6 separate regions of the Mus musculus genome follow, and regions 1, 3, 4, 5 and 6 are each linked to region 2. The links are chromatin loops, found by intact Hi-C in ENCODE. Cell type or tissue: left cerebral cortex. All regions are shown on one strand.

What was found. Hi-C counts contacts between places; a loop is a spot of excess contacts. Peaks named below come from ENCODE experiments on the same cell type or tissue, not always from the same donor. Only the 100,000 strongest peaks of a DNase experiment are listed, where the experiment ranks them.
Region 1: it touches region 2 in a loop (4-fold over the local background); 2 of 42 quality-filtered maps call a loop at or near these places.
Region 3: it touches region 2 in a loop (2.8-fold over the local background); 3 of 42 quality-filtered maps call a loop at or near these places.
Region 4: a loop joins it to region 2, with 2.2 times the contacts of the local background. A loop is called at or near these places in 2 of 42 quality-filtered maps.
Region 5: it touches region 2 in a loop (9-fold over the local background); 3 of 42 quality-filtered maps call a loop at or near these places.
Region 6: a loop joins it to region 2, with 2.0 times the contacts of the local background. A loop is called at or near these places in 2 of 42 quality-filtered maps.

Annotation. Positions count from the first base shown.
Region 1 is chr11:34,887,008-34,892,007 of GRCm38, forward strand. No RefSeq gene overlaps it. Among named protein-coding and RNA genes, the nearest start is that of Gm25799, 9.5 kb to the right of the region's middle. In left cerebral cortex, no CTCF peak of the experiment used is centred here; DNase peaks (open chromatin) are centred at 1,978 and 2,274.
Region 2 is chr11:35,009,533-35,014,532 of GRCm38, forward strand. No RefSeq gene overlaps it. Among named protein-coding and RNA genes, the nearest start is that of Gm33277, 70 kb to the left of the region's middle. In left cerebral cortex, no CTCF peak of the experiment used is centred here; DNase peaks (open chromatin) are centred at 2,358 and 2,591.
Region 3 is chr11:35,413,113-35,418,112 of GRCm38, forward strand. The region is part of intron 4 of Slit3 (slit guidance ligand 3); the gene reads left to right. Among named protein-coding and RNA genes, the nearest start is that of Gm46277, 130 kb to the left of the region's middle. In left cerebral cortex, no CTCF peak of the experiment used is centred here; DNase peaks (open chromatin) are centred at 2,884, 3,274 and 3,617; H3K27ac peaks cover 400 bases.
Region 4 is chr11:35,259,953-35,264,952 of GRCm38, forward strand. All of the region lies in intron 4 of Slit3 (slit guidance ligand 3), which reads left to right. Among named protein-coding and RNA genes, the nearest start is that of Gm46277, 26 kb to the right of the region's middle. In left cerebral cortex, no CTCF peak of the experiment used is centred here; DNase peaks (open chromatin) are centred at 1,896 and 2,907; H3K27ac peaks cover 2,891 bases.
Region 5 is chr11:35,119,050-35,124,049 of GRCm38, forward strand. It overlaps Slit3 (slit guidance ligand 3), which reads left to right and starts at 2,407. Exons shown (of 36, transcript NM_011412.3): 1 at 2,407-2,662. The coding sequence starts at 2,466. In left cerebral cortex, CTCF peaks have their summits at 534 (motif pointing right), 1,894 and 3,679; DNase peaks (open chromatin) are centred at 540, 1,962, 2,420, 2,570 and 5 more places; H3K4me3 peaks cover 2,878 bases; H3K27ac peaks cover 1,984 bases.
Region 6 is chr11:34,936,611-34,941,610 of GRCm38, forward strand. It overlaps Gm33277 (a long non-coding RNA gene), which reads right to left. Exons shown (of 3, transcript XR_388561.2): 1 at 4,760-5,000; 2 at 4,293-4,477; 3 at 2,335-3,915. Among named protein-coding and RNA genes, the nearest start is that of Gm33277, 2.6 kb to the right of the region's middle. In left cerebral cortex, a CTCF peak has its summit at 2,542; a DNase peak (open chromatin) is centred at 2,623.

The DNA.
Region 1 (5,000 bases), 120 kb before region 2:
AATGATATCATGGTGGCCAGCATTCCAAGTATAGTTGGGACAGCTTCAGAGGGGAGTTGTTGTCAGAGATCTTCCAAAGGTTGGTCTAGAAAGGCTTCATTATTCAAAAGACAGGATGGGAGCAAGAACAACATGGACATCAGCTCCAACATCTATTGGCCCTCAATTGGCCCTCACTTCATAATTGAGCAAGTTACTCTGTTAACAGTTTCAGAGAGAACTGCATCAGAGAGAAAGGTGAGACAGGGACTGACCTTTATGTAGGAGTCATCACAGCAAGGTATGTGAAGAAGTAAATGCTAGGTTCAAAGTAAGCAAAGCAAAAGCCCCCTTAAAAAGGAGAAATAATTAATAAGATTAGATTCCTAACATACAACTCCTCTAGATCATAAGTGCAAATATATTTCTAAGCTCTCGACCAATTAAATAAAAAAACCCCAAACTAGCTGTTAACCACTGGGCCAGACAACTGTCTGATAGACCAGTCATTTTGCAGACCTAAAGAGAGATCGGGGACAAAGTTTAATCTTAGCCATATCTTGGTAATGTGATTGAGTTATTTGGAGATAATGAAATTAATGTCTTTCCCCCAACTATTGGTTGTATTAAATGTAATTTGATCCACAGTGATAAAAGAAAACTCTGTCTTTGAGAAGAGCCTGGTTGGTCCAGCAATAGCTATGTTGGTTGTGAAAACTGAGCCCCACTCTCTATGACCCTGTGACATGGCGGTTGGGGCTGTTCTGAAAGGAAATACTGGCTATTCTGGATATGACTTGGGTTGCTTGGCAAGTTCTTTGTTTGAAGCATTTCAGTAACGTTTGCAGTGTTCAATCCCACTCTTGCTAGAAAGGCACAACTTACAGGAGGATCTGGACACAAAATGTACATGAAAGATATAAGAATTTTTTTTAATGAGGCTTAAGTAGGCTTTGTTTTATCTGGTGGGTTCTGTTTTACCTAAAAGTAGGGACGATATTGTTGATCTAGGTGCTTGCTATATTGGGGGTACCATGGGGGTGGCAGGGTAAAGGACAGTGGTCCAGGGCATCACTAAGGCGGGAGCTGTAATCCCATAACATTGGCTTTGCAGCTGATTCAGGATCTACCTACCATTCTAATGGTTTTTCAAAAGGGTTGCTCGTGATTCCACCCAACATTCAGGATTTCATTAGCCTGTAGAAAACTCACTTTTCTAAAGTGGGACATTTATATGACAACAAAAGAACCTTCAAACTGAAATGCCAGGAAAAGATGGCTGAATTAAACGATTGGATGAGAGAGTAAAGAGTAGGGGTTGGGATTATGACGAGTTGGATCTTTCATGACCCATCAAAAGATGACACTCTTTGTTCTTTGACCAGTACTGCATGTAGACATTACCATAGGACTGCCAGGTCTTCTGTTTCCTGATAAATGTCAGCAATATAGGTATTTTGAATAAAAATTTCCAGTGTTTAATTGTTGGCAACCTCTTGGAGTTTTCAGGAGCTAATTAATTACACCTCTCTCTTCCCCTTTTGCATTCATTACCAGTTGAGAAATGACACGGGAGTGGGACAGATGGGAGTGAACGTGCCATCATTATCAGTGACAAAGCTGATTGGGGGAGAAGGCTGGAATCTGCAGCCAAGTGTCTTTTTTTAATTTCTACTTTCAGAAGAAAGCATGGGTGTTCACGACTGCCTCGTAAGGGAAGAAAGGGTGCAAAAGAGAGGCAGCCTGGTGCTCAGAGGCTATTAACAGAATAACTCACCCAGTTATGAAGTGAGGACCAATGGACACCAGAGCTAACCTCTCTTCCCATTAGGGGGCGAGCAGAGCAGCCTCAGAATGGGACTGATCTGCCCCATCATGGCCTGGCCATGATGAGTACTCTGCCCCAATAGCAAGAAGTTCTCTTTAAAGAACTCTGTGTATGGCAAACACACTCAGATTCAGCCCAGAGCTGCTGCTTCGCACCCTCTGCTTTTGCGGCTAAGAGCACTCTGTTTTAAGGGGTTTTGCTTTTTCTTTGAGTCAGTTACCATTTTTAGTCCTGTACTTTTCAGAATGGAAAAAAAAAATCACAGTACTATTGTTGCAAGCAGAAATGCTAAATGTGTGTGTGGGGTTTTTTTTTTTTTTTCATTTTTAAAGGAATTCAGCTGATTTCTTTGAGTGTTCCTTGATGGCTTGGTAGTAGCTAAATAAACTGCATTTTATATCACAGAACCCTGTCTGCTGTCCTTACAGTTGCTACCAGCTCACTATGTTTAATTTACCTGCTCAGGTAAGTAAGTCAGAGAGGCACTGTTTCTAGCTCTGGTTCTCACAGGCGTAGGCTTTTGTTCCTATCTGTTGTCTGCCAATATATTTCCTTGTCTTACCTTTCTATTTAAACATCTGCAGTCATTTCCCTGATTCTTCAGTTTCTGCTCCCTCCTCCCTCAGCTCCTTCCCGCCTCCCTCAGCTTCCTCTTCTCTTACTTTCCTCTGGCCATCCTCCCTTGAGATGCACAGAGTAAACACTCGACCAAGTACAATAGCAGAGATGGTCTGACATTGTGGTTCTCCCATCTGGCTTACTCCAGACACTTAAACAGGAAATGACATTCATAGTTTTTCTATTCTCTGTGGTTTTAGAAATGCTTATAATTAAGTACAGTTTGCCATGAAGGTTCCATGGCCTGAAACAATATTTGTCATAACAAAGTGTGTTGTTCTCAAGGCTTGGTAATGTAAATGGGTGTTGCATTTAGCACGGACAGTAACCAAAGCCACTTTAAGATTTCATTAATGTGACTGAACCTCAAGAAGTGTGAAGTCTAGCGTACCTTAAACGAATCTACTTGTAAGATCTATTTATCAAAGGTTTATTTTATTTGTGTGACCTTTTGTCTGTATATATCAAAGTACGTATGTGCATCACGGCATGCCTAGTGGCTGCAGAAGCCAGAGAGAGCATCAGAGTCCCTGGAACTGGAGCTGCAGGTGGTTGTGAGCCTCCCAGTGTGGATGCTGGGAACGGAACTCGGGTCCTCTGCTCAATCAACAATTGCTCTAGACTGCTGAGCCATCTTTTCAACCTCTACTTCTAGAGTCTTAGTTAACTAAAACTATCTTTTGAGTTTCACTATAGTGACTTTCACTGTAGTGATGGTCTGAGTTGTTTCTAAGGCACTGGCTACATTTATTGTTCTTTAGCCTGCTTTTGACTACTCAGAATCTATTTTGTGTTTGTTCATCTGGTTGGTTGGTTTGGTTTGATTTGGGTTTTGTTTTGGTTTTTGTAAATAGTGCTTACTATCAATATAATAACCCTTTCCTTCCATGCCATCCCTGGTGTTTCCTCATCTGGAATTTCTCTGACCAATTAAAAGGAGACCTTAGGGGGTCAGGGTGCTTTGAAGGGGGGTACTATATAGGATGCTGGAATTCATGGCTCTCAATGTCCCTTTCTGTCCAACAATGACCCCATGAGTAGGTTTTATGCGGGTTGGGGGAAAATGGAATAGACAATCTCAGCACAGACTACCTCAGCTGTGTGCCTTGAGATGCTGCCTGGCCAGCGCAGCCCACTAGGGAAGTTCCTATCCAGCAGGGCAGGTAGAAGGCCAAGCACTAGGCCCTAGCACCCAGGGGAATTCAGTGATGGAAGACATAGACCTTTAGGCTGTGACTCCCAGCCATGCACCACCCCTCTTAACTTCCATTTATTGGATCTTTCCCACATTTTCACAGCTGCTAAATATATCTCCTGAATTAACATATCTTAATTTAATAATTGTTGTATCCATGAGAAAGGGAGCCTCATAGTGAGGAAACCCAAGCAGACTCAATCATTAGAGCCATTACAGTCATGCAGTTAGTGAGCAACAGAGCCACATTTTCCCTGAGGAATCTGACACTGACGCCCATCAACCCTGCCCATTGGCCTGTTACCGCAACTTCACATTCACCCATTGAATTTACTATTCTAGGTTCATGTCTGGCTGGGTAAGATAGCATACTGCCTGGATTTTAATAAGCACTGCCCAAGTGGGTCCATAGCTTCCATCTCTGAAGTAGGCTGTGTTGTCGTTGTTGTTATTGCTGTTGCTGTTGTTGCACTACACTCTTCTCACTCTTCTCTAGACAGTCTTAATTTGCTAAGGTTATCAAAGCATTAGCAGATGGGATGGCTTTAACAACAACACATATCTTTTTTTTTAACACCCACAAAGGCTGGAAGGCCACGATCAAGGTTTGGTTTCTTTAGATGCCTTTCTCCGTGCCTTGCAGACTGTCATGTTCCCCACTGGGCCCACATATGGTTTCTTTAGATGCACACATACCTCACATACCTGGCATCTCCCCAGACACCCTAATCTCCTTTTCTTATAAATAAACCATCCGTAGGGGATTTCACTCAATGATAGTGTACTTGTGTAGCAAGTGCAAGGCCCTGGGTTCAGTCATCAGTGTCGGGGTGGGTGGGAGGCCACACCAGTCAAATTGGATTAGGATAGACCCCAATGGCTTCATTTTCACCCAGTTTGCCTCTTTGAAGTCTCTATATCCAAGCAGATTCCTATGTTGCTATACTGCGAACGGGGTTTCAACATGCAAATTCAGCCTATTAAAAGGGGGCTGAGAACTTGCTCCAAATAAATTGATTAGTCAGGGCTCCAGAAATAGACTTATCTTTGGTTATCACTCTTGTTTAGAATGTACTACTGTCCTAACTGCTATCTAGAAGGGATGCCTTAGGAAGGAATCTAGTTCTAAACCCAAGTTTCCCATTGCCCTATAGGCTGACTTCCACCTAGGTGCAGTGTGAGTACCTTTGTTTGCCCAGCATTTGCATTTGGGAATCTAATGACCAGTGAGATAATATTAGGAGGTAGGGTCATTAGACTACAATTAAATTATGATGGCTTCATCCTCATGAGTGGGATTAGCCTCTTATAAAAAGCCGGTTACAAAAGAGGCTGAGTAACCTCACTTTGCCTTCTATGGTGTGATTATATATAAAACAT
Region 2 (5,000 bases):
TGACAGCTTCTGCCATTTCTCTGGGGAGCTCACATTCTGGGCGCATAAACTCGTAGGGTATTTACTTACATGGTATTTTTCAACCCTACTTACAGTTTTGGCTAAAGAATTAGGCAAAATGCCTTGCATTTATTTATCCCACAAGTCGTAAAATTGATTTTTCAGGCTGATGTTGGTTAACAAACAGTTCTCCATGTGGAGAGTAAAAGAGCACTGGAAACCACCTTTCTTAACTGACAGCCATTTTTTTTAGGCCTGGAGACAGCTGTGTTGCTCAGATCAACAGGCTTCAAGATCTGCTTTGGAAAAAAAAATCATAAGCACTGACTCTTACTTCCCTTACTCTGTTTCAGCATCTTTTATACCCATACTGGAAACCCTTTCTCCCTTCATCTGGATCATCTTTTCATTATTCCAGAATCAAGAAGTGGGATCATCAAAATAACCTAAGGTGTGTTAAGTGCCCTTCCCCCCCCCCCATTAGCCACTCTGTCATCTTCAAAGAAGATCTCAGTCTCCTGGAGCTCCTGCAGCTATTGCAGGCCTCAGTCTCCTCAGTCTCCTCAGTCTCCTGGAGCCATTGCAGGCCTCAGTCTCCTCAGTCTCCTGGAGCCATTGCAGGCCTCAGTCTCCTCAGTCTCCTGGAGCCATTGCAGGCCTCAGTCTCCTCAGTCTCCTCAGTCTCCTCAGTCTCCTGGAGCCATTGCAGGCCTCAGTCTCCTCAGTCTCCTCAGTCTCCTGGAGCCATTGCAGGCCTCAGTCTCCTCAGTCTCCTCAGTCTCCTGCAGCCATTGCAGGCCTCAGTCTCCTCAGTCTCCTGGAGCCATTGCAGGCCTCAGTCTCCTCAGTCTCCTCAGTCTCCTCAGTCTCCTCAGTCTCCTGCAGCCATTGCAGGCCTCAGTCTCCTCAGTCTCCTCAGTCTCCTGCAGCCATTGCAGGCCTCAGTCTCCTCAGTCTCCTGGAGCCATTGCAGGCCTCAGTCTCCTCAGTCTCCTCAGTCTCCTCAGTCTCCTGGAGCCATTGCAGGCCTCGGTCTCCTCAGTCTCCTGCAGCTATTGCAGGCCTCAGTCTCCTCAGTCTCCTGCAGCCATTGCAGGCCTCAGTCTCCTCTTCTACTTTCTTTATGTAAACCCTGGCCTTTTGCCCAGAAAAGTGTCTTAGAAATTATGCCAGGGCCTTGAGATCCCCAAAGACCCGCAGTAAGCAGGTGGTGGCATCCCATGCCCAACACTCAGGAGGCAGAGGCAGGCATATCTTTGTGAATTCAAGGTCAGCCTGGTTTAATAATAATAATAATAATAATAATAATACCCACAGTCATTTCTGACTCAACTGTTTATTGGCTAGCGATGTAGTTATCACTGTCTTGAGCTTCTGTTCTCTTCTCCCCACAAAGCTACTAGGTAAGTTTGAAGACATTGCCATCTCATTCCATCAGGTTCCAGGGGTATGAGAAATTAGAAAGAGTTGCACACAGAACACAATTCATGTGTGCACGGTTCATCACATTTCCAACATTTTCCCTATTGTGAGTTCAGCCTGCTGGCTTGCTCGGTCTTTTCCAATATAGTGGCACTGGTATCACTCTGACAATGAAGAACGGGCCACCACCCATTTCCCATGGAGCCTCCCTTCATCTTTCATCTCCATTTGTGGTCCACATGCTGAAAGGTTGTGCGTCTCAATGACAGATCGCTATCAAGATGGCTGGATTCTCCTCTATTCAGCTTGCATATGGTAACTGATAATGTTCCCTTCCCATCCCCCCATTTAAAACAAGATCTCTTTAAAATATACCCTGCTCCAGAAACTAGTTATTTACACTATGTATGTTCCAGAAATACCTTGTAATGAACCATACAAATCTATTTGTCCTGCTGCTACTATAATTGCCTATATCTTATTATAACTTAATATGGAACAGATTTTTTTTTTTTTTGGTGAAGCCAGAAGCAACTGAGCATTCACTGAGAACGCAGACACTGAAGGTTGTTGAGAAGCCAGTGAACCCACTAATTGGATAAAAGGGGGATGGTGTGGAAATTTAATTAAACTGGCATTTGCTCTAGCTGCTGGAAATATTAATCAGAAAATGAGCTGTTAAAAAAAAAAAGCAAAAGGCGAGGGCTGACATTAAAAATGCCATGGCTGCCATTCTTTCTGGCATTGAAGAAGAAATGGGTCTGTTTCTTCCGTGAGATGCTGGTCATCTGTCCACTGAGCTCTGCCGACAGCTTGTTTGGGCAGAGATCACAAAGAGAGGCGCTTAGAAAGCTGTGAGCGGAGAGGAGGAGTGTGAGATTCTTGATTTGGGGACCAGATGCATCTCTTGGCAGCTCTTCATGAAAACATAAAGATAAAATATGTGTCTAAAAAAGACGAGGGGGATGGAGGGGGGCGAGGAAAGGGGAAAAAAAAAGCCGTTTTCCTCCTTCTTCTCAAGTACTCCTCCCAGAAAGGGAGGCGGGGAACATCTGCATCCATTCAAGCAATAACGCTTAAACAATTGTCAAATTTGAGAGGGGCGCATGAGGGTTTTGAACCCCGCGTTTAAATACATTCCATAGGCCAGGAGCCTTTGGAAAGATACCGCTTTCCCTGGGCTGGGAAACAAGAGCGTAGGAAGGCAAACACAGATGGCAGCGCTGTGTTTAGTTAGGGGCTACTTTAACAGGTTTGTTTAAGTGTGCTGAGTGGCCAGACAGTCGTTCCCCTAGAGACCATCGCCCCATCACCCCATCACCACCGGGGACAGCTGGGCCTTGTGGGGAATTCCGGGTTAATGGAACTCAGCCCTGTACAGCAGAGGAAGACAATTCTTGACTCAGAAGGCCAAAGGCCCTGCAATCTTCCCTTCTGGTCCTGGACATTTACAGGCGTCTGGAGAAGCCTCTCTGATCAATGGGATGCTTCCGTTGCGAGGCAGGGAAAAGCTTGCCTCGGGGAAGTTGTCATGAGAACATAGACCTGACAAAGGCAACACATTACACTGTTTTATCTCCTCTTCATTTTTTGTTTTCCTATCACTTGGGGAAACTCATGAGAAAGGGTGATCTGGGTTTCTATTTCTTGGGAATGACCAAGGCACTGAGAGCTCTGCTCACAAGAGTCAAATGGTGCTGGCGTTTCTCAACCCCACGCTGTGACCTCTAGTTGCCCAGCTGCCCAAATTTGTCCCTGTGTTAGCTCTCCAGGGCTGCTGTAACAGAAACTATTGGTCTCCCTTATCAATTACTTCACTTTCGAAGGTTCTGAGGCTCCAAGGACCTGTGGTTAATTAAAGAATGAAGACATTAAATGGGGAGAGAGAAAGAGAGAAAGAGACAGAGACAGAGAGACAGAGAAAGAGACAAAGAGAGAGACAGAGACAGCACATAACTTTCTTTGAACCATACTGCTATAATTATTACTAATATTTTAGTATGTCTAATTTATGCATAAAACTCACCCCTGGAGCAACTGACATCATCTATGATTTGAAACATCCAAAGAGGATCTTAGACAGTATTCACCTGTAGATAGAGGAGATCCTACAATAGAAAAATTCTTGTCTCGCAGTTCTGGTAAGGGGTGTAAAATCTCAAAAGCTAACAGGGCCACATATTCTCTAGAGGCTGTGTAGTGTTTCTTTGCCTCTCTCCAGCTCCTGGGTGGCTTGAGATGCAATTCATTCTGGGTTTAATTGACACATGTCCAGTTCTGCCTCTACCTTTCCATGGTGGTCTTCCCTGGGTAGCTGCCTGTGTCCCTCTCCTTTCTCATAGAGTGTCATCAGTTAACTGGCCAGGGTTCACCCTAATCCAATCTGCTGGCATCTGCAAAATTATATTCAAAAAGAAGTACACATTCACTGGGTCACTTAGGGAGCGATCATTCAGCTTCCCATAGCTTTTATTGCAAAACGCAGAATGTTAAGATACGTTGCTCCGTTTAGGTCTATATTCCTATGAAATCCTGATTTGGGCTATGTAACTCAATGATACATTACTTGCTCGCAAAATCTTGAGTTTGATTCCTGACACAAAAGATAACCAAATGTTTGGACTCCTGTTTGTGTTCTTCTGATACCACATCTTCCTGGATTCAACAAAGGGACATGAAATTAATTACATGAAAAATAAGTCCACAAATTGGTCTTGTGAGTTTCTCAACATTTCAAAGGTTCTTGATTCTCTTTTTTAAGAACCATTGAGTTTACACCAATTGTTGTTTCTTAATCCATTGAGCTATTACAGTTTCTTGCATACTGATGTTGAATTGTCCCTTCTATTGGGAAATAGCAGTGACTGAAAATGGTATGCATTTATTTTTCCATTGTGAATCCTATATCATTCCTTAATTTTTGGCCATTTTCTTCCTCAGTAAAATCTGAACACGAGAAAATCACTGTAATAAGGTACTTCTTTTTTTTTCTTTTGAGACAAGGTTTTGCTATTTATCCCAGACTCATGAACTGTGACTCCTGGCTGATATTGAGCTTAAGATGATCCTCCTGCCTCTGCTTCCCAAGTGCTGTGATTACAGTCATGAACCATTATGCCTAACTCAGGTTTTCATCCATTGTGCCTTTTTGTTTTATCATGTTAAAGTTGGAGGACAGTTTTATTAGACCTTAAAATAGAAAATTCATCAGCAAGGCAGACAAGCTCCAGGTATCAGCAGCTGGCCAGAGGAAGGCGATAGAGAAGAGGAAGCAGGAAAGGCCATGCTGTTGGCATAAAGGTCAGTCACAAGACGGACAGTCACATGGCAAGAGAGGGGAGCAATAGGAAAAGCAGGAGAAGCCCCAGGTACTCATATGTAGGTTCTCACTAGCATTCAAAAGAGAGAAATAGAAGAGAAGAAAAGGAAATATTACAACAGTTCTTTACTCTAACATTACTCCCTCCAAAGAGGTAACTCTAAAATCATTTTAGAATTGGGATGAAATTAGGGAATGCATACACCCCATTTTCATCATGAAAATCTAGAGATCCATTTGCCAAGCTGTGCAGACATTA
Region 3 (5,000 bases), 400 kb after region 2:
ATCTTTTCTCAAAAGAAACGAGTGCAGTTGTATGTTGCCATCCCATTTTTTTATACAAGTTTCTTCTAGCAGAGACTGTTTGAAATAAGATCTGGATGTGGGTGGGTACAGTTACACAGACCACAAAGCTGTGACCATGACACAGTGTGAAGGTACACTGAGGATGACATGATGAATTAAACATTAGAGCCGGGAGTTCCTTGACACATCAATGAGATGAATGCCCTACGTCCTTTCGGCCCATTGGCCTCCTAGCTGGCTAGTCCAGATAGATGCTTAGCAGGCACAGATGATCCTCTACAGAGCTGCTCAACTGACCCTCCAGTCCACGGCAAAGCTACAGCCCAGTTAGCTCCATTAGGATCAAGTATGGTTGACTGCTTCACAAACCATCAGAGTAGATAGATAGTTGGTTGCTTCCCCTTCATCTGCCTCTTTGTCTTCTAAATGTTTAGGTTTTGTTTTGTTTTGGGGGGGTTGTTTTGTTTGTTTTGATTTTGACACAGGGTTTCTCTGTGCTGCCCTGGCTGTCCTGGAACTCACTCTGCAGACCAGGCTGTCCTAGAGCTCAAACTAGAGATCTGCCTGCCTCTGCCTCTTGAGTGCTGCAGATTATAGGAATGTGCCACCCCCACCCACCGTCACTGTATATTTTTAACATACATAAAACAGTATATATTTGTAAAGTGCCATCTAATCTTTTCCACACATATCCATTGCATTGTGAAAATGATGTGACATTCACATCAGGGCTAAACATACGCTCAGTCACTTGCCATTTCCATACAGTGAAAACACTGAAACTCCTTTCTGCTTCTTTAAGATGGGTACACAGTGTGTTACCATTATCATAGTCATCTTAAAATGCCCCGCCAACAGATGATAGATATTTATAAGATACAATAAAGTAGCGTTGGAAAAATGAAGTCACACACAATAGAGACATGGTTTGTTTTTTTTTTTTTAATTAGATTCAACAGGCATAAAATTGTATTTCCAAAGTATCAGAATGTACCTGATTAGACAAAAGGAAAAGAATTACAGAATTGTGTATGTAGGTCATGGGAAGGTTATGTCTAGGTGATTAATATTATGTTAGCGATGTGGTGGTGTCAAATTATGATAGAAATTTCTAGATCACTTACTTTCATTGTATGTTTATGTCCTCAAGGGACCGACCAGTAACCAACATTTCATGGAATAGTGGTGACTGACACTCAAGAGCTAAGGGGCCTCAGACTATGCTCCAGCCTTGAGGGCCCTTAAATACCTGAGGCCTAGAAGCTTGAGAAGCAGATGTCTCTGATACAATAAGCCAGAGCCCTGAGAATAATATGCCTGATGTTGATTCAAACCATTTATCAGAGGAGTATGAGAACAGATGAGGTATTTCAGAATTCAGGCATGGGGTTATTGATCGAACGAGAAATTAAGACTTATGGTTATTACAGCAAAGGGCAGGAGGGGAGTGGGCCACGGTGCCTGAGGTCCTGGCTAACCTGTTCAACTTGATCTACAATAATTGAAGGCAAGGTGTGCTGGTGAGATCAGCCCCTGCTGACTGTATCTGCTCTCGGTGCCGCTGGCGGCACGTTCTGATTTGATTTTATTTATCTTGATGGGTGTGAGAAAGGCTCTGTGCATAGAACACTCACTGTGTGCCTTGGCACTGCTGTGCACAGGGAAGGACCGTGCTGTTTCCTTCCCTAAGGCCCCTGACCTCAGCACAATCCCGAAACTCTTGTCTCCTCCTCCTCTGGTTTCTGTTCAGCCCCTATCCCCTGTCTTGCCCTTCCTAGCTACCAAAATCTGACCCAGTGTAATCTGACCCTTGCTGGATTCACCCTACCATGTGCTCTCGGGCAAATGAAGCACACCTTGCAGTTTTGACTAGGTGTACACCGCTAAACATGTACACCTTAGCTCGTGCCCAGTATCAGTATCTCTTTATAATAACAAAAACAATCACAGATTCAGACAGCTTCTGAACAGCGCCCAGCAGCATTATTATCTAACAAATAATGTCTTCATAGCAAAAATATAAAGAAGAAGAAAAAAATGAAGAAATCCTTCGAACTCAGTACAGAATTAATCAGTTGTCTCCCAGTTACCTTTTGGTTTGGTATTTTATTTTATTTATTTTTTTTACTTACTTACTTATAGATACAGTCGCACCAGAGTGAGTCCAGGATTCTAAACCTCCAGATTTTCCTGCCTCTACCCTCCAAATGCTGGGGTTACAGGGATCTTCCGCCACCCCCAGTTATAGCCATTGCTTTGCTTGAATGTTTTGTTTTAGGCTTCTTTCTTTTGTAACACCACAAACGTTTCCCCGTGCCAATAAATACCCTTGTCCTGGCCCAGTGCTTTAAATGATTGCATAGTCTCTGATGCTGTATCTCGCCAAGAACATGTTTGGTTTTGTTTGTTTTTTTTTTCCTGAAATTTCTCCAGGGATCAGAAGTGTACAGTGCATCTATGCAGATGTATCTCTGTCTGCATGGTTAGGTCTTTAAGTCCATAACCTTGTAGCACCAGGACAAAGGCTAAATAGAACATTCTGGAATCTTCTTGACACTTCCCTGCATGGCATAAGTTGGAAAGTTCTATGGATACTAGGAAGAACTTGGGCTCTGGGGGAAGACAGGCCTTCCATTCCCTAAACCTCATTTCTATTGATGTCATTCCGGGATGAAAGGAAAGGCTTTTGTTTCACAGGCCGGTTGGAGGCCCTTTGATGAAGTCAGGCATTCTGAGCCCTCAGATCATACCTGGTCTTGGGAGCAGCCTTTGCCTCAGACATGTTGGAACGTGCAAGAAAATTTAACTCATTTCTCAGTCTGCCTTCTCCGCCCACCGTCAGCTTGCGCAAGTGCCTGGGCCTGGGCTCTGTTCTGTGGGGCATTTTGGGTGAGGAGGAGAGAACGTGGGGGCTGGAATTTGAAAGGCCTGCAGAGCTGGCCTGGTTCTCCCTTGCTGTACCAGAATAAAACTTCTTTGAATGAATGGCTCCAAGATAAAAAAAAAACCACTTGGGTTTGAGACTTATCAGGGTGGGGCCCATTCTCCAGGGTGGGGCTGGCATGGCTCTGTTGAACAAGCTGACGTTTAGTTATGCAGTTCTGAAATCCCAGAGCTTGGGGAGACCTTTGGATCCCTTATTCTGTCTCTTTCAGGGCTTTTAAGGCTAAAGAGAGAATGTCCCTGCCGACCCCCAGCAGAGCTGTATACACTTCCTTTCCTTAGCCCTGGCTGAAACCTACAAAGGTGAACCTTGAGAAAGCCTGTGGGAGACTGCGTGGTATGTGGTGAGCTTTGTGCTGAGCCCAAGTCCCTGCGTGTGCCCTGCTTTCACAGCCGCCGGCACATTTGTATGTTTGGATTTTCCAGGAGGGATAAATCACACAAACAGAGGGCCTCTGGATTCCTTGGGGGAGCCCAGCCCCCCTCAAATTGAACACATGCCCCATTCTGCAGGCTGTATAGAGCGGGCTGCACATGCTACGTTGGTCTGAAGCGCTTTCTCTGCAAAACTCATTCTTGGAGAGAACTTTCTTTGTGCCACAGTTCAGCCTTTTAGACTAAACAGGCAAAGAAAAAATAGTGAGGTGAAGGGCAAGAAGGGTTCCTTCTGTGCGGCAGAGGAGAGAGGGTTTGCTCGGGCTCCGTGGCCTCGGTTGTGGTACCCGAGCCAAGAGAGATGCTGGGAAATAGATCCTCTTGTTCATTGTGTCCTGATCTCTCTTTGTTTTTTCCTCTGCTTGGATGGTGCTGTGAGCTTGTCTGGCCTCCAAATGCACATCTTGTCCTCTTTGGGCCCCAAGTGGGCCTGTGGTATTTGGCCTGCATAGCAGCCTTCGTTTAAAATCAAACCAGTGAAGGTTGATCTGGTTTGAACACAAATCCAGAGCTTGGGGTTCTTTGGCATGTGAGCCCCTTGGGGCTGAGTGAAAAAGCCGAGAGTTCTGTTCCCCCCTCCCACCATGAGCCTAAAGTGATGTTGAAGAATTGCATCCTCTTTGATGCCTGGGAAACCAATGCCTGGCTAGTTTCCCCATCCTCCAATCCCGTCCATCCGACAGTTGAGTTGATCTGTGGTACACACATCCTGTTTTTATTACAAGGTGTGTTTTGCTTGCAGACCCTTTCGCTCCAGCCACCCCTAGGTCCCCATTGCTGTTAGCTGAGACCCTCTCATTCCATTAACATGCTAATAGAGCCTAGAGAGGGTGGCAGCCCTCACTCACCTCACCCCCCTTCCAAGGTTAAGCCTCCAACCCATGGAGAGAATCTTGGACCAGCAATTTCGGGAGACAGTTAAAAGATTAGATAGTAAATTTACTTAACAGAGACTAATCGCCTGGGACTGGGTTTCATATCCTGTTTTGAAATAATGTATTTTCTTTTGTGCTCTGGTCTGAATCTGTCATCCCTCTTCTAATAATGAGAGGCAGCGGATTTTTAATCTTTGACCTTCTTCCATATAATCTAATCATAGCGGTTTTCTGACCTTCTTCTCCTTATTTGGCAAAGTTCTGGAAAGAAAGAGAATCATTTCTCGGGCATAGCTGAGCCATGTTCCACTTCTCACCAAGGGTCTGGGTTTGACAGGTAAAATCAGATGCTGTTAGTGGTCCTTTCAACTGAGGTCTGTTCAAGGGGAGGAAAAAGAAAGTCCAAAATGCTGATGTCTGAATCATGTGAATGGAGGGAGCAACTAGGTGACAGATGTCCCATACCAAGGTGGCATGTGAGCTGAGTCGTCAAATGGGAGTAGTCTGAGGCAAGGTACTTGTTGATGAAGCTAGGAATGAGGCTCATAAGCTCCGTCAGTTATCCACACATGGAGACTTGTGCGTTTAGCATCCCTCTCTTCCCTGTCAAGCTGGGAGGTCTTTGGGAGTCTCCCCTTTCCTCTTAGGGTTTGGCTCACAGACGAGCGTTTGACCTCAGGCAGTACATGCCGAGGTCTTCCTTTATGTGTGGAGTCTCTTCAGACT
Region 4 (5,000 bases), 250 kb after region 2:
TCAACTCAGAGAGAATGGGAAGAAGCCAAGGTCACTTGATGGTGTATACTTTGGGGCAGAGTAGGAGTGTACCCCCAGGGCCTTGAGGGAAGTTGGCACTTCAGACGATTGGGCAAAGCATGGGACCTAGGATAGTGCAGCTCCTGCTGGTGACGGTGCCATGGTCCTCTGCCACACCCTGCTTCTTGAGCTTGGAGGGAACGCTTTCTCTAAGGGAGTTGGATTCAAAGAAACTCTTTCCATCCCATCTTCTCTGCCTTACAGTTACTCAGTACAGTTACAGTCTCTGTGGGGAGTCTGAGGGTGGCATTTAGAGGCCTTCCACAAAAATTCTAAAACAATAGGCTAGACTCACAAGTATGTGGTCTGTTTAGATGTCTGGGGTTGCTTTCCCCTGCTTTGAAAGAGAACATCTCAAGCATCTTGATTTGCTAAAAATCTTACCAGAGTATAAATCACTGGGACACGGGTGGGCTCAGGACTGTCAGGGCTCACTGGAGATGGGTCTACTACCTTCTCCCATGCCCCTTTTCCCCTTCCCCTTTGTACCTAAGCTTTTGGAAGACTTAACAGGGCAAAAGTCGTAGAGACTTTATAGGAAAATTAGCCTGAGAGTGACAAGCCCGAAAGATGTGCACGTCCCTCTGTGGCTCAGGAGAGTAATACCTATATAGTGTCTCCTTATACAGATAAGAATGAAGTATCCCATCCAATCTTCCTACCCAGCTCTGAGCCAAAGGCTCATGCGGTTGCACTCTGAGCTCATAGCTCATCCTATCTGTGCACTTACTTTGATGCAGTTCTGAGACTACAGAGCAGTAGGGAACTGTGGGAAAATTATAAGGTCAATATTTTTCAGCTGTTCCCCGCTATATGTGAGTCATGAGGGGGAAAGGCGAGCAGAGCCTGACATCAAAAGCCTACATCTGGGATGGGGGCCATCTTCGCTGTTGGATTCCCTAGCTTAAGGCTAGTTTGTGCAAAGCAGAGAGCCTATAGATGGAGTCGATTTGGTTTACCTGATAATTTCCTTTTCTAATAATCTGTAGCAACCTGTTTTTCCTCCTTCGTGTCCATCTTCTGAGAATTTCCCTGGGTCTAAGTCCCATTCCTGTAGCTTCCTCCTTCAGAGGCAACATCCTCATCATGAGATGAATCATGGATCATTTGGTAGTAGATGCTCATTCTGACCCTAGCCCACTAAGCCCTGTGTCTCTACCTACAAGGCCATGGCTCTGACTTGATTTCATCCTTAGAGTAGTTTCAGAGAGGAGGGGAGCCAGGCACAGTGAGATTAAGTGACTTCCCCAAGTTCACTTGTAGAGATACAGGCCTGGCTTCCTTTGACCCGAAGCCTCTGGATCTTGATGTGTTGACTTCCAGGGTGGTCCATGTCTTAGGTAACTGTGTCCACACTTGGCTTTTCTACACAATTCGGGGATATGCTCCTCCATGGTCGACATTCCCACAACATCCAGCACAGAACAGCTTATACAGATCCACCCGAAGTGGCTGTGGCCCTACACTTACGTTCACTTTGCATAATGACCTTGGGGCAGGAAGGAAGGGACCTTATTTCTCCCCCTCAAATGGGAACTTGGTGATCTAGGGCATATCTTAAACATCCTACCTCCCAGTCTCTTGGAGGGCTTGTTACAACAAATTCCTGGATTCGGTCCCAGGATGGCTGAGTCAGGAGTTCTGGGTGGAGCTGGAGGGCCTTGAATTTCTTTCCACTTTCCAAGGTGGGCAGGGGCCCCAGACTGAGACCCACTATCGTAACAGAAGGCGAAGCAGCATCAAACCCTACTCTGACCGCAGGAAGCTCTGTAAGACTCCCAAGATGTCAGGAGCATCCTCAGTAAAGAATGCCGAGTAATGCTATCCAGTCATGAAAATGTTCAGAATGTCACATTTGCATATCTATGCTGAACATCTCATTATAGCATTTCTTTTCCGAGCACCGAAGCAGCACTCACCATGTGCTAGGCACTGGTTTGCAAATATACACAGTTCCCATGGCAGGCGCGTGTGGTAGTCCTTTCCTCAGATTTCCTTCATTGTACAGAGAGGTAGGCTAAAGTCCAGAGACATTCTATAAATTACCTGGGATCGCCCAGCTAGTCAGTCTGTGCAGCTGGGCAGGAACCCAGGCAGTCTGGCTCCTGGTCACCACATTCAGCCCCTGGGCAGAATATGGCACCTGGCTTGTCATCAACAAGACTTTCCCATCCCCAGGTAAGCTAAGAATTGCCTGCAGAAGAAGAGCGGTGAAATGTTTCTATTTCCAGTTCCTAGGCAGATTAACCATAAATAACAACGATGCATGTTTTATGACCACCACTTGGAAATCCCACGCTTGGCCACCCCTCTAATACCAGTCTGGTTAGCCCAGAGTGGCTTGTTCTCTTTCTACCCCTCTGGCATTGAAGTTTATCATTGCTCAAGAGGAGGATGCTTGAAAGAGGCCTGTTGGTTGTAGGAGTCCAAGAGGTGGGTTGCGGGTCAATAATAAAAGCAGAGCGACGTTTGTTGCTCTCCCATGCAGAGCCTTGAGAGTCTATCCAGCGGGTGGTAAGGAGGCTCAGCCTGAGGAAGGACGGTGATGGACAGGGTGGGAGGGGAGCAAATAGTTTCAGCCTGGCCGAGTAACTGAAGGACGGGCAGTGGGAGCATTCCAGCTATGTCATGGGAAATGGCTATGGCCAGGGCTCTGATTAGCTGTCAACCACAAATCCCCTGGGACCCTGCCAGGGGTCAGGCAACTGGGGTGCCTCTCGAATGCCAAATGGTTTGCCTTATATTATTGTCAAAGGAGAAGGAGGCGATTTTGAGCGTTATCCCTGGATGTGTGCACTGGCACTGCCAGGAGCTGAGAGATGGTTGGGGATGTGGGAGGGAGAGAGAAGCTAGAAAAATTCGCTTTTCATTCCAGGAAACATAGAGAGAAAAACCAGTCCATGCCACTGGGCCTTGGCATGATCTCAAAGCTGTTTTAGTCACCACCTCCGAAGCTTTCTGCCCTTTCCTTCCCTTTCTGCAAGGTGAGACATGAAAGTCTCCACCTCATGAAAGCCCTAAAGGGGGAAATGCTGACCCAGATCCCTTACAGTTGAGGTGGCATGGAACAATAGCCCTTCAAGAGTATGGATATAACAAGAGAGCCCCCCATGGTTTGCTTGCTTGATGACTTTGGCCTGAAACAGAGCCATGAAATGTGGAAACATCAAATATGATGACAAATGAACCAAATGTCATCCCACACTGGGCCCCTGGGAGGGACGAGGTGGTGTTCCTTCAACCCATTCCTCTAGCTTACGCCTTTAGAAATGTTTCATTGAGGAAAGGAAGGGACAGGTTGGCTATTTGATTAATTATGTCTAAAAGGGGGAGAGAAGAAAAACAAATCTCTTAAAACTCTTCAGGGATATTTGGCTAGTAAAAGCCTTTCTCTGAGCTTTTTTCATGGTCCCACAGCAGAAGGAAACCTTTCTGCAAGTTTAGTGGTCACAAAGGTTGGTAGTTCATGCCTTAGGGTTAGATGAGTCAGGTGTGCCCTGGGTAGGTGAGATGTGTGAGAGTGGACAGATCATTTTTCCAAGTAGTGATTTTATTATCACCACACAATGAGGATAATGTTAGTTCCTTCCACTCAGATCATTAATAATCCTTATGAAGTGTTAGGACAATGATAGACACACTAAGAGTGTAGCATTTTGGAGCCAGTGATGCTTAGGCTCAACTTCAAAGGATAGAAGACACTGAAAAAACAGAATGTATGGAAGATGAAGGTTGATTTTCTCTGAACTACTCATCTGAAGCTAGGAAGACAAGAGCACATACGGCAGATGCTCCAACACCCAAGTCAGTGTTGTTCTTGTACTGCCATGCTTTGCGCTTATTTAAGCCATCAAAGTCAGGTTTGAAACCAAAGGCACATGGAAGAAAAAGTAAAGGGGAAGGAAGGTCATGTGACAGTAGCATTTGAAGGAGGTAACCACATAATGGTCTGTTTGTTTCGCATAAGCTTAGAGTTTGTGCTGCTTTTCCTAAGCTACCATCTCTGCCTTTTAATTGGTGTGTTTAGACCGTTCACATTTAATGTAATTATTGTTATGTTAAGTCTGTCATTTTAGTTTTATTTTTCTGTTATTTTTTTTCCTTTGGTTTCCTTTTCTTTGTCTTCTTAGGGGTCACACGGACATATTTTATAACTCCATTTTTATTCATTTATATTGTCTCAGGATGCCTCTTTTTGCATAGCACTTTTAGTGGTCCTTCTAGACATTTCACTATGTGTCCATCATATTCTATGGGTATCAACAGTTTACCAGTTCAAGAGAAAGTTGGGGACCACACTTTCCTTCACAGTCCTTTACTCACTTCCACTTGGATACAGTCTTAAATACTTCCTGTAAATACTCTAAGAACCACACCAGTTTCATTGTTTCTGTTTCCAGTACTAAACATAATTGGGATAATCTAATAAGGAGATACGTTTACGCACAGCTGTACTCTGCCCATTGCTCTTTCCTTTGTCTCTGTCCTAAACTTCTTTTATTCTTTGTTTATAGAATTTGTCTTTTTAATGTCGTGTCTTACTGTGACAAATTCCCTTATTTTTCAATATCTTGAAATTTCTCAATCCTTGGGCTTTGTTCTACAGGATATTTTGGGTTGTGTGTTTTGAACTAACAATTCTTTTCTCATTGCTCCCCAAAATAAAATAAGATAATAAAAAAATTTAATGTGTTGCTTCTTTTATGGTATCTAAGGGAAACCCTGAAGTCCTTTGAATTATTTTCCCTCTGTAGGTAGGGGATGTGTTTCCTTCCCACTGTTTTTAAGATTTTTTAAAAATTTCATTTTTCATTTTTCAGAATTTTGACTGTGACATTTCTTGGCCTAGATTTCTCACAGTTAATTGTATTTCTGATCTATTTTCTTTTTGAATCTGTAGGGTTTTGTCTTTTTCCGTTTGGGAATTTCCATTGCTTAGT
Region 5 (5,000 bases), 110 kb after region 2:
CCCAGATTAGGTGATTTCTAAGGGTGTCTCTGCCCAAGAAATGCAGGTCTCTGTGCACCCTGCTCGTCTGTGTACGCATGTCTATTTCACTTGCCCAGTACTTAAAGATGACTGATTCTGAAGAACTCCCATGATCTGTGGTCTGTTTTAGGGGCCTTCTCTGAGGAAGTAGCATATTTCAATGCCCGAGAAGTCATTTAAAGATCCAGTAGGCTCTCAAACTCCCATGCAGCTTAAATAGAAACACAGAGGCTTACCACTGTGCTCAGAGAACCCACCCAGGTCCAGGCTGCAGGGCTGCAGAGCATGCTTTTAGTATGCATGCATTTCAGCAAACAAAGACAACCCCGCTCTTTGCTGTTCCAGACAGTCTGAGATGCTTTTGTGCCCTTGGGACCTTGCCCGGTCCTCTCTCATCTGCCTCAGCCCTGGTACTAAATTGGTTCAAGGTTTGTAGGAAAGCTTTGGAGGACTGAGGCAAAGGCATGTTTGGAGTTCTTTAATGCTGAAGTCACCATCGGAAGCAGAGCCTAGCTCTTTTCTGGCCACCAGAGGGCGATGGCGGCAGCAGCTGGGCAGAAACAGTTCCCAAGAATAACAGCAGAGAACTGAATCTCACGTGTGTGCTGGGGTTGGGGTATAAGTGTGTGGGGGTGGGGGGGGGGAGCTGGGGGGCAATTGAGTCCTTAGAGCTAAGTCTCTGAAAATATGCTAGCTATAATAAAATAAAATTTGCACCTCAGCTATATATTTACAGTGTGTAGTCAAGTAGCTAAAAGTTTCCTTTAAGGAAAATAGAAGAATCTGAGTAGCATTCATATGAGGGAAAAGAGAGTTCTCAGGCGCATAGTGGTTAGTGGTATGTGAACATACATGTTCTTCTCTGTATGTGACTGCATATTTTTTGTGTGTGAAAGTGCATGTGTTTTATAGTTAAGAGTATAGGGGTGTGGGGGGGTGTAGTGTGTGTGTGTGTGTGTGTGTGTGTGTGTGTGTGTGTGTGTGTAAAACCAAGGCTATTTCAGACCTTTCCAGTACAAGAGGATCTCAAGGAAGTCTGGGCAATATTTCCTCCAGTTCCTGCCCCTTCCCTTCAAACAAACAAACAACATCATTCCTACAAGTATGTATGGAGCCTGTAACATGGCCCTTCCCCACCGGCATCTGGAAAAGCTCAGACCAGCCAATTTAGAGCAGGCACTGGCAGAATGAAGGCAAGGCTGGGGAGGAGGGGGATGGGGAATAGGTCCCTTGCATGCTACTGCACTATTTTATAAAATCACGTTCTTTTCTTTGATGTGCAAGGGAAGTCTGTCAGAACGGTGGCACCTTGAAATAAGGAAATAAAGGTCCGCAGGTGACATGATTGCCCCTTAGTCCCCTAGACAGGAAGCAGATGAAGTGATGGTGTCAATACCGGGGTCCAAGTTCTTACATTTACTACAGAGAGAGAGAGAGACAGAGAGATAGACAGACAGACTGACTGACTGACTGACTGACTGACTGTGACTGTGTGTCTGTGTAGTGTTCTCTAATCTGTAAGTCCTCTAGGAAATAGTTGTTGGCCTTAGCTGTGAACACTAATTAGGGTAGGGGCAAAGTTTCCACGGATAAATGTGTCAGGGTACAGAATGCCTAGTAGCTGTATGGTCTCGGATAATCATTTCACTTAGTCCAACTTTGACTCTTTCACCTAAAACATGAAGCCTAGTTTCTGATGCTCCCATGTGGGTATTCTGTATCCAGCTCGGTGACTGAATTAAAAAAAAAAAATGAAGCCACGAGGTTTATCAGTTCTTGGCTCCCAAGAATAAATGAATTTCAATGTTTCTTTCCTGGCGGCCCGGGCTGGCCAAGTCCCTTTCCTTCCCAGTTGGGTCTCTCTAGCTCCCCTGCTGCCTCCTCCCTACAGGCTCTTGGTTGCTCCAGCAAAGTTCCCAACTTAGTCGACGTGACGCTCAGCGCAGCCAATGGGAGGCGGAGCTGGTGTTTTGGGAGGGGGGCGGGAGGGGCCGGGCCCCGCGTCTCCGGTGTCTACCCTGCTCAGTGAATGGAGAAAGCGAGCGCCGGCTAGCTCTCCGGACCACTCCGTGCCCCAGCCGCCTCTGTGCTCCGCAGCCCAGCCCTGAGCCGGACTTCCCGGGGCACGGTGCTCCCTGGCGCTCAGTCCAGGACCCAGACAGAGCCCTCACCTCTACCGGCGACCCAGAGGGACCCGAGGGCGCTCGGTACCTGGGCACCGTGAGTGATGCGCAGCGGGGCAGCGCCAGCCCCACGGATGGAGCTGCTGCCGCCGCCGCCCGGCGCGCCCCGCTCCGCCCGCACCCCGTGCGCCTGAGCGCCGCGCCCGCCCCTCCTCCGCGCTAACTCCGCCGCCCGCCCCCCAGGCCGCCCGCGCGCCTCCTCGGGCTCCTCGTGTCCCGCCTCGCCAGGCATCCTCCTCTGGGTGCGGGCGCTTGTGCACCATGGCCCTCGGCCGGACCGGGGCCGGCGCCGCTGTGCGCGCCCGCCTGGCGCTGGGCTTGGCGCTTGCGAGCATCCTGAGCGGACCCCCTGCTGCCGCCTGCCCCACCAAGTGTACCTGCTCCGCCGCTAGCGTGGACTGCCACGGGCTGGGCCTGCGCGCCGTTCCTCGGGGCATCCCCCGCAACGCAGAGCGCCTGTGAGTACCCACCCCGCCCGCCCGCTCAGGCCACCCACCCGGCTGGCTCCTACAGAGTCGCCCTCAGGGCGCAGGTCCTTCTTTCCTCTCCGGTGCATGGGGGACGATCCCTACTCCCCTACCCCTGCTGTCAGACACGCTCAATAAGTTGGGGGTGGCGTGGCTTTGGGCAGGTGTGGAGAGAAGTGTACGAGTTGCCCCCGCGATGGGACCGCGTAGTGCCTCCCTGGTTGAGGGCACCGGGGGCTTATCCGCTGACAGATCGGGAGAATAAAGCTAGCAGAAGGCTAGCGCGGAGGAGTGGGGGGGTGTCAGAGAGCGTGGTGGTCTCAAGGTTTGGGGTTGGGTATGAGGGGTCCATTACCCCTTGCTTCTTAAAGAGGGAGAGGCGAGGTAGCAAGCTAGACGGAGATGGGGAGTTTCGATCGCAGAGACCTGAGAGCCTCCTTCCCGGACCCCCTCGCCCCCCCCCCAAAAAAAAAACCTGCGACCCTCCTGGAGATCAGAATGGGCCAGCTGCTGTGTGGCTGTCCTTGCTAGGAAAGTTGAGTGTGTACGAAAGAGGTCTTAACTTCTGAAAAACCGGACGGATTCTGAGTGGGTGCTCTCAACACCCTCCCTGCCTGGAGTGCAGCATTGGGGATGCCAAGTTGCAGCCCGGGTGAATTTTTTATGGCCGGGTTATAAATGCCTCCCCAAACGGGCCGGAGAATGGAAATGCTGACAGCCCTTTAAATGAGACCTAGCGCTATAATCTTACAAACCGCACTCAGCCTCGGATCCTGGGGTTGGCAGCTAGCGGAGAGGCTCTTGGAGAGTGGGGTGGATTGACCCTCGTTTTAACCCCAATTGTGCAACCAAATATTTACTTTTCTTATGTCAGCGTTTTGGAAAGATTTATCATTTTGATCCTCACGACCAAATTCAAAATTTGGCCTCCGGGGGTGGGCTCCTTTTAGTCCACAGTTGGGGGCGGGGTGAGGGAGTATGGAGCCCTGGTGGTGGAGGGAGCTGGAGCCTCTGAGTGGGTGAAGGCTTGCCCTAGTCACAATTCCAGCCATTGCACTGCCCAGTTGCTCTCTACCCAGCCTGTCTCAGGGTTAGCATACGGGTCTTCTTCAGTCCTGCCTACTTCAGGTCAGGAAAGAGCCGGGTTGTCCTAGCTGCCCACCACTGTTATCACCCCTACCGCCTCCCCACACCTCCCCCTTTCTTCTTCTTGGCTGTCTAGGCAGAGACTTCCTAGAAATGCTTTCTTTATTCTGGGTGTTTTCTTTTGTTTGTTGTTTTCAAAGTGCAGTGATTGTTCTGTTGTTTAGACTGTAGAAATTCTGGAGGGCTGGCCCTGAGTCTTCATTAACACCAGGAAATTAGGATCAGAAATGCAAACCGACCTGCCCAATAAAACAGGGCAAATATGCCACCAGAGAAAGGGGCTGGAATCCAGGCATCCACACCTTCATTCAGGTTTTGTATTAGACCCTATTTGTGAAAAATCTCATTTAAATGGTATTTTTAGGTATGTATAAACTAAGTTCCCCTTCTCACATGAATGCTGCAGACGAGTTAGTGAGATGATAAATGTTTAGTGGGTGCTTCCCTGAGACATGTTGCATTTCCCTTCTTCCTTGAACCTCCCACGGTCCTATTTCTTACATAGCCAATACTCATTACTCGGCCTCATCCCATCTGTCCTGCATCCATGGTCATGTAACCGGTTAGTCCCAGCCTGCCAGGCTTCTAAGCCCAGGTCTCCCACCAGTCTGTAGACTCCTTAGAACCAGAGTCAGTTTGGGCCAAGATCTCTATAAACAGACCGTCATGAGAGGGCCTGGCTGGGTTTGAGTCTTCCTGTAGCACCAGGTTGCCTCTGCTGTTGGTATATACTGCCATCATTCATCTTGCTTTAACACCAGCTCTTTTTACTTGGGGTCATTATTTTCCGTAGTCAGAATCACAGAGTCAGCTTGGGAGGATCAGAACAGCGGGCCCCTCTCTTCTGGCTAGTCGGAAGTTTTCAACACCTGCAGCCAGTATGCCACCAGCCACTCCCCCTGGAGACCCTGAGGACTTGGGACATCTCCTTCGCTCTGCAGCTGTAGACAATTGATAAAGACCTGAATCCAGGCATTCCCAGGGGTCCCTCTTGCTATAGCCATGGTGACTGCCCATCATGGGCAAAGTAGGTGCTGCTCTGCCACGTCTGTGGTTGCCTAGTGTAGCGTTGGTCACTGCTGTAAGGGCATGCTTGAGACAGAGCTACCAAGGCTGAGCTCTTAGTGTCTTTCTAAGACTGGAGCCTTTTAAGGACAAGCAGGGTCAGGGCCACCTCGGGTTT
Region 6 (5,000 bases), 73 kb before region 2:
CCTCACAGAGCCACTGGAAGGCTAGGTTGTACATCCGTCAGCCCGAGTGTTCCACTTGGCTTTAACACTCTCCAATTGGATTATTAGCAGATGGGAGTTCTTCTAGTGCCTTGGCTCTGCATCTTCCATTGTGTATGGAATGAGGCTTGGGAGTAGAGGGGGGCAGTCCAGTTGTGAGGTTTCTTTGAGACTGCTGCTCCCATTCACATCTTTCCTGAGCCTTAAGACCTATAGGAACCAGGACTTTAGATACCAGAGATTGTTCCCTTCACACATCCCACTAACACTGATCATGTTGATCAATGAAATCAGCTCTGCTGGTCACTTCTGATACAGATCAACCAAGACTTGAAAGGATAACACATTACCTCATAGTTTGAGAAAACAAACAAACAAACAAACAAACAAACAACTTCTACTGCCTGGGTTGACCACTGGCATTTTAATCACATGATTTACATTCTGAGTTGTTACTTTATGCAACAGTGCATTCACATTTGTACCAGTGTACGATGTATGGAGAATAGGATCCGGGCCTCTTAGACATTTCTGCTTTCTAATTTTCAGAATGTGGAACGTGCTTTCATGCATGGCTAAGGGCGCAGATAGAATTACAGTTGCTAATCAACGGACATGGAAGCAGGCAGATTGTGCTGGGCTCTCCAGGTGGACCCCATGAAACCTCAAGTGTCCATCAGTGCAGAAGATGAAGGCAAGAGTTAGGTCAGTGTGGGGTAATGTGAAGAAGAGTCAGCTGGCCATTGCTGGCTTTGAAGATGGACAAGGACTATGAGCCTAGGAATTCAAGCAATCTCTAAAATCTGGAGAAGCCTTATAAAGTCAATGTACAGAAATATTGTTGGGATTATTAAGAATGCCCCTAGTCTTTTAGTTTTGACTCCATCTCTCATCCTACATAAGCAGTTTTAGAAACGTGTTATGTATTCCTTCATGGCTTTTCTGCTATACACAATGGTGTATAGGCATACACACTTTAGACATACACATAGATGTACAGATAGTTGGTTTTGAAAATATCTGGAAATGGAGGCACGATTCTCATTTTTGTCATAGTTAAAATTTTTAGACAGTTTTTCCAAGGGCGTGAGCCTGCAGGTGGCACAACTGGGACGGGAGTCTGCTGCCTGATGATGACTTTGTCCATTGTGTAAGTGGAACACAACATCAAGGCACCATTCCAGGAAGGAAGGGACAATGCACAAGGCCAGACCATTGGTGACAGTATTTGAGAGTTACAACGTCTGTCCGTGAGTGACAATCGGGGACTTCCCAGGTGCACACTGGTCAATACATGCTGTTAGCATTTTGACCATTTCAGTTGTAATTTTTTGGCACCTAATGTGTTGTTCCACCTGAGATATAAATTCTAAAAGAGCATTCGTACTTGTGTACTAGGCCAAGGTTTGCTGTCGGGATGGTCTAATAGCGTCTTTATCTGCACTGCACTTGAAACACTTTCCATTGTTTTAGTCAAAAGACAGAAAACAAGTTCAAGAAAGAGAAGAACTTATTAGTTCATGGAGAGAGGACGTTAGGATCAGGAAACAGCAGAAACCCCCCTTTTACTTAATCTTCCTCTTTATTAACTTCCCTCAGTAGACTCCAACTGTGGCTGGAGACAGTGTCTGCTCCTGCAACAATCGCAAGAAGCCCTTGCCAATTCCAAATCTGGCTTCAGAAACCCAACAAAGGACCCAGCTTGGGTCCTCTGATAGCTTTTGGATTAACCTCTGTGGCTCTTGATGATAGGTCCAGCCTGGGTCTCTCTTCCTGTGGTTATGTGTGGGTTCTGATTTGTTCTCAGATAAAGGAGACAACATACTCTTTTCCACCAAAGAATATCATGATATTATGTGGAACAGACAAAAGACCAAATCAAAGAAAGGGGAATTCAGAGAACTCTGAGATCATTGATTGCTATCCCTTTGGTACTCTGAAATTTTGAATACAAATAAAATTTAGAGCAGAATCGGGCACAGTTAATTCACAGGTGCATCCATGCATTGAACACATTTAGTTTTAAGACGTTAAAAGACAGATTCTCTTTATTGAGTACGAGTGCATTTTCCTTCTCACCAATATTCTCTAAACACTGCAGCACAGCTATCAGCTTAGCGGCCACACTGTATTAAGTATCATCGGTTGTCTAGCGGTGATGTTAAATGTATGGGAGGATGCACCGAGGTTGTACAAATACTGTGGTACTTCACATGAGGGACTTGAGGGCCCACGGATTTGGTAATGTGTGAAAGAGCATTCTGAATCCAGCCCTCTAGGGGAGACAGGACACTGTGCTTCTAAACTGCACACAGGTAACTTAAAAGGCATGCTTTATTTCATATACTTAACTCTCAGGAAGGTAAATTAGGCCGTAGAATAATACCGAAGACCCCTTTGTATCATGAAATGTGCCCCCAACAAGCTGGTGATTTTCACTCGCCACACCCACCTCCCCACAGAATCAGCTTCCAGACATCCACGTTCACAGAGCTTGCCTGGCATGGTGGCTCTGGCTGTTGTTTTCTGTCCCTCCCACTGGACAAATCCCTGTACTCCCCCCTCTGGCAACAGGACTGGATGGCATTTAGAAGCAAGCTGTCTCTTGGAAACTGAAGCCATTTTGAGAGGCTGGGTTGGGATGCAGGGACAACTGGCATTCAGCTGAGTGGGAGGAGAAGGAGAAGCAGCTTACCAGCTTACCAGCTGCTGAGGAAAGTATTTGTGATGAGAGAGAGAGAGAGAGAGAGAGAGAGAGAGAGAGAGAGAGAGAAGGTATGGGTGTGTATCAGTACTCTTGTCTGCAAGTCCATGTGTGTGGAGGCCAGAGGTGAATTCTGGGTATCTTCTATTGACCTCTATTTTCTTGGTTGTTTTTGTTTGGTTGGTTCATTGGTTTCTTTGGTCATTGTTTGGTTTTAATTTTGTTTTTGTTTTTGAGATAGGTTTGGTTAGACTGACTGGCCAGCAAGGCCCAGAGAGTCTGCCTGTGTCTCCCAAACCTACCCTGACCACAAAGGGGTCATAGCAGACACCCACCATCACACCCAGCTTTCTACCTGAGTACTGGGGATCTGAGCGAACATCTTCATATTTGCTTTCTTATTGAATATTTTATCCACTGAGATATCTTCCTAGCCCTCTAGAACCTTACAAAGGAAATCAGCTGTATGCATTCGAAGACAAAGAGAGTCTCGGAAGCCAAAGTAGTAACTGATTTAGACATACAAAACCGAGGGACCAGAGAGCATCCTCTTCCTCCGTGTGACAGAACCACAGATAAAGAGGGCTCCTTACAAAACTCAGGGGAGTGTGGAAGGCACGCTTGTAGCTGTGAGGCTTTGTGAGATTCGAGCAGCAATTTGGGCCCTGTTCCTTTATGTTTATAGAGTGAATATAATGCTCTTTTTGACTAAGAGTACACATGATGCACAAAGGAGATAGTGCAATGGTAAGAATTCATTTCTCTACACAGTCCTCTTTCTTTTTACTCAAAACAGAGCAGAATATGATGAAAGAGGCTGATTCCTCACCTGAAAATATATCCTCAAATGAAAAATAAATCATCGAGTTTCTCACTATCGCGCATCATCAGCATCCCCCTCTCTCCACGAGTATGGAGAGTCAGCAGCTGACAGTGCAGCATTTTCTGCCCTAAACAGCCCCCCCTCTCTCTGGAAGGACAGCCAACATATGTACAGCAGCAGGTGGTAAAGGCCAGTGATGAGTTCTGGACACGGAAGCAGCTCACCTAGCCCCAGGCTGTCCCAGCCATCAGCCACGGCATGTGTGGTCTTGTCCATTCCTGACAGTCATGTGTTCCCATTCACTCAGTATAAAATGCAGTACTGATGTGTTTGCTGCCTTCTGTTCTTCCATGGGTCGTTGTGACAGGCCCTTAAATACGAGGTTAAAAAAAATCAAATAACATGAGAAAATATGTTATACAAACTTAGAGATTTTAATTAATGCCAGACCAAGTTTATCTGTCTTCTTGGGAACCCCAGGAAAATCCTCAGTCTTTCCCTAGTGTCTCATGGTCAAATCTGGCACCTACTAGATCACCTTCAGGCCAGATCACTTAGAAATCTATTTTGGCTTAGGCTACCGCCACTTGGCAGCCCTTATCTATTCCATAGGAAAGGACTTAGAGGGAGATTGGTGTCATATTGAAACAGCCCAGGCCTCTACAGCCTAGGAATGGAGTTCACAATCACCAGCAAGAAGACACGGGTAAGTATGGAATGTTGAACCTGATAACAAGCACCTGTTACCTTCCAGGCACTGTGAGAGGCTAAAGATGGCACCTGGACTCCATGGCTCAACTCGTAGATCTGGGATCCACAGTCTTCCATTTCCATCTCCTGCAGTATCAATAATGCTTCTTTGGTTGCAGCACGGTGGGGAGAGCTTCCTCATAGGAGAGATGCTCAGCGTGACGGTGGAGAGGCACTGTGAGCTGTCAGTAACAGAGAGTATTCCACAATTCTGCAAGCTTCATGGTCCTCTCAGTCTGTGCAGATTTCAGACTCAGAGAGGAATATCAGACTTGTTTGTTCCACAAGACTAGAAAACATTACTCTCAGTTTCAAAGAATCAATCAAGCCTGGAGCTGCCTGTTTCCCCTTTTCTCTCAGCTTCTCCTTCAGTATCCCCCTCTCCCTCTTCTTCATGCTACCTACTAAAAGTGTATTTAAAAAATTGAAGACCGGGAACACCACTCATTGGACACAATGCTCACCTGTAAAGTACAGTGTGTGTATCCCAGGAATCCATGGAAAAGCCTGGTAGGTGTGGTGGTTGTCTCTAATTCCAGCATTTAGAAGATAGAGATGGCGGAAATCCCTGGGCAAGTAGGCTATCTAGCCTGGTAAGGGCTGGTGAGTTTCAGATTCAGGAAGAGATACTACCCCTTAAGAGACAAAGTGGGTAGCTATCATGGAAGAAACCCAACATCAACCCCTGACCTCAGCAGGAACATT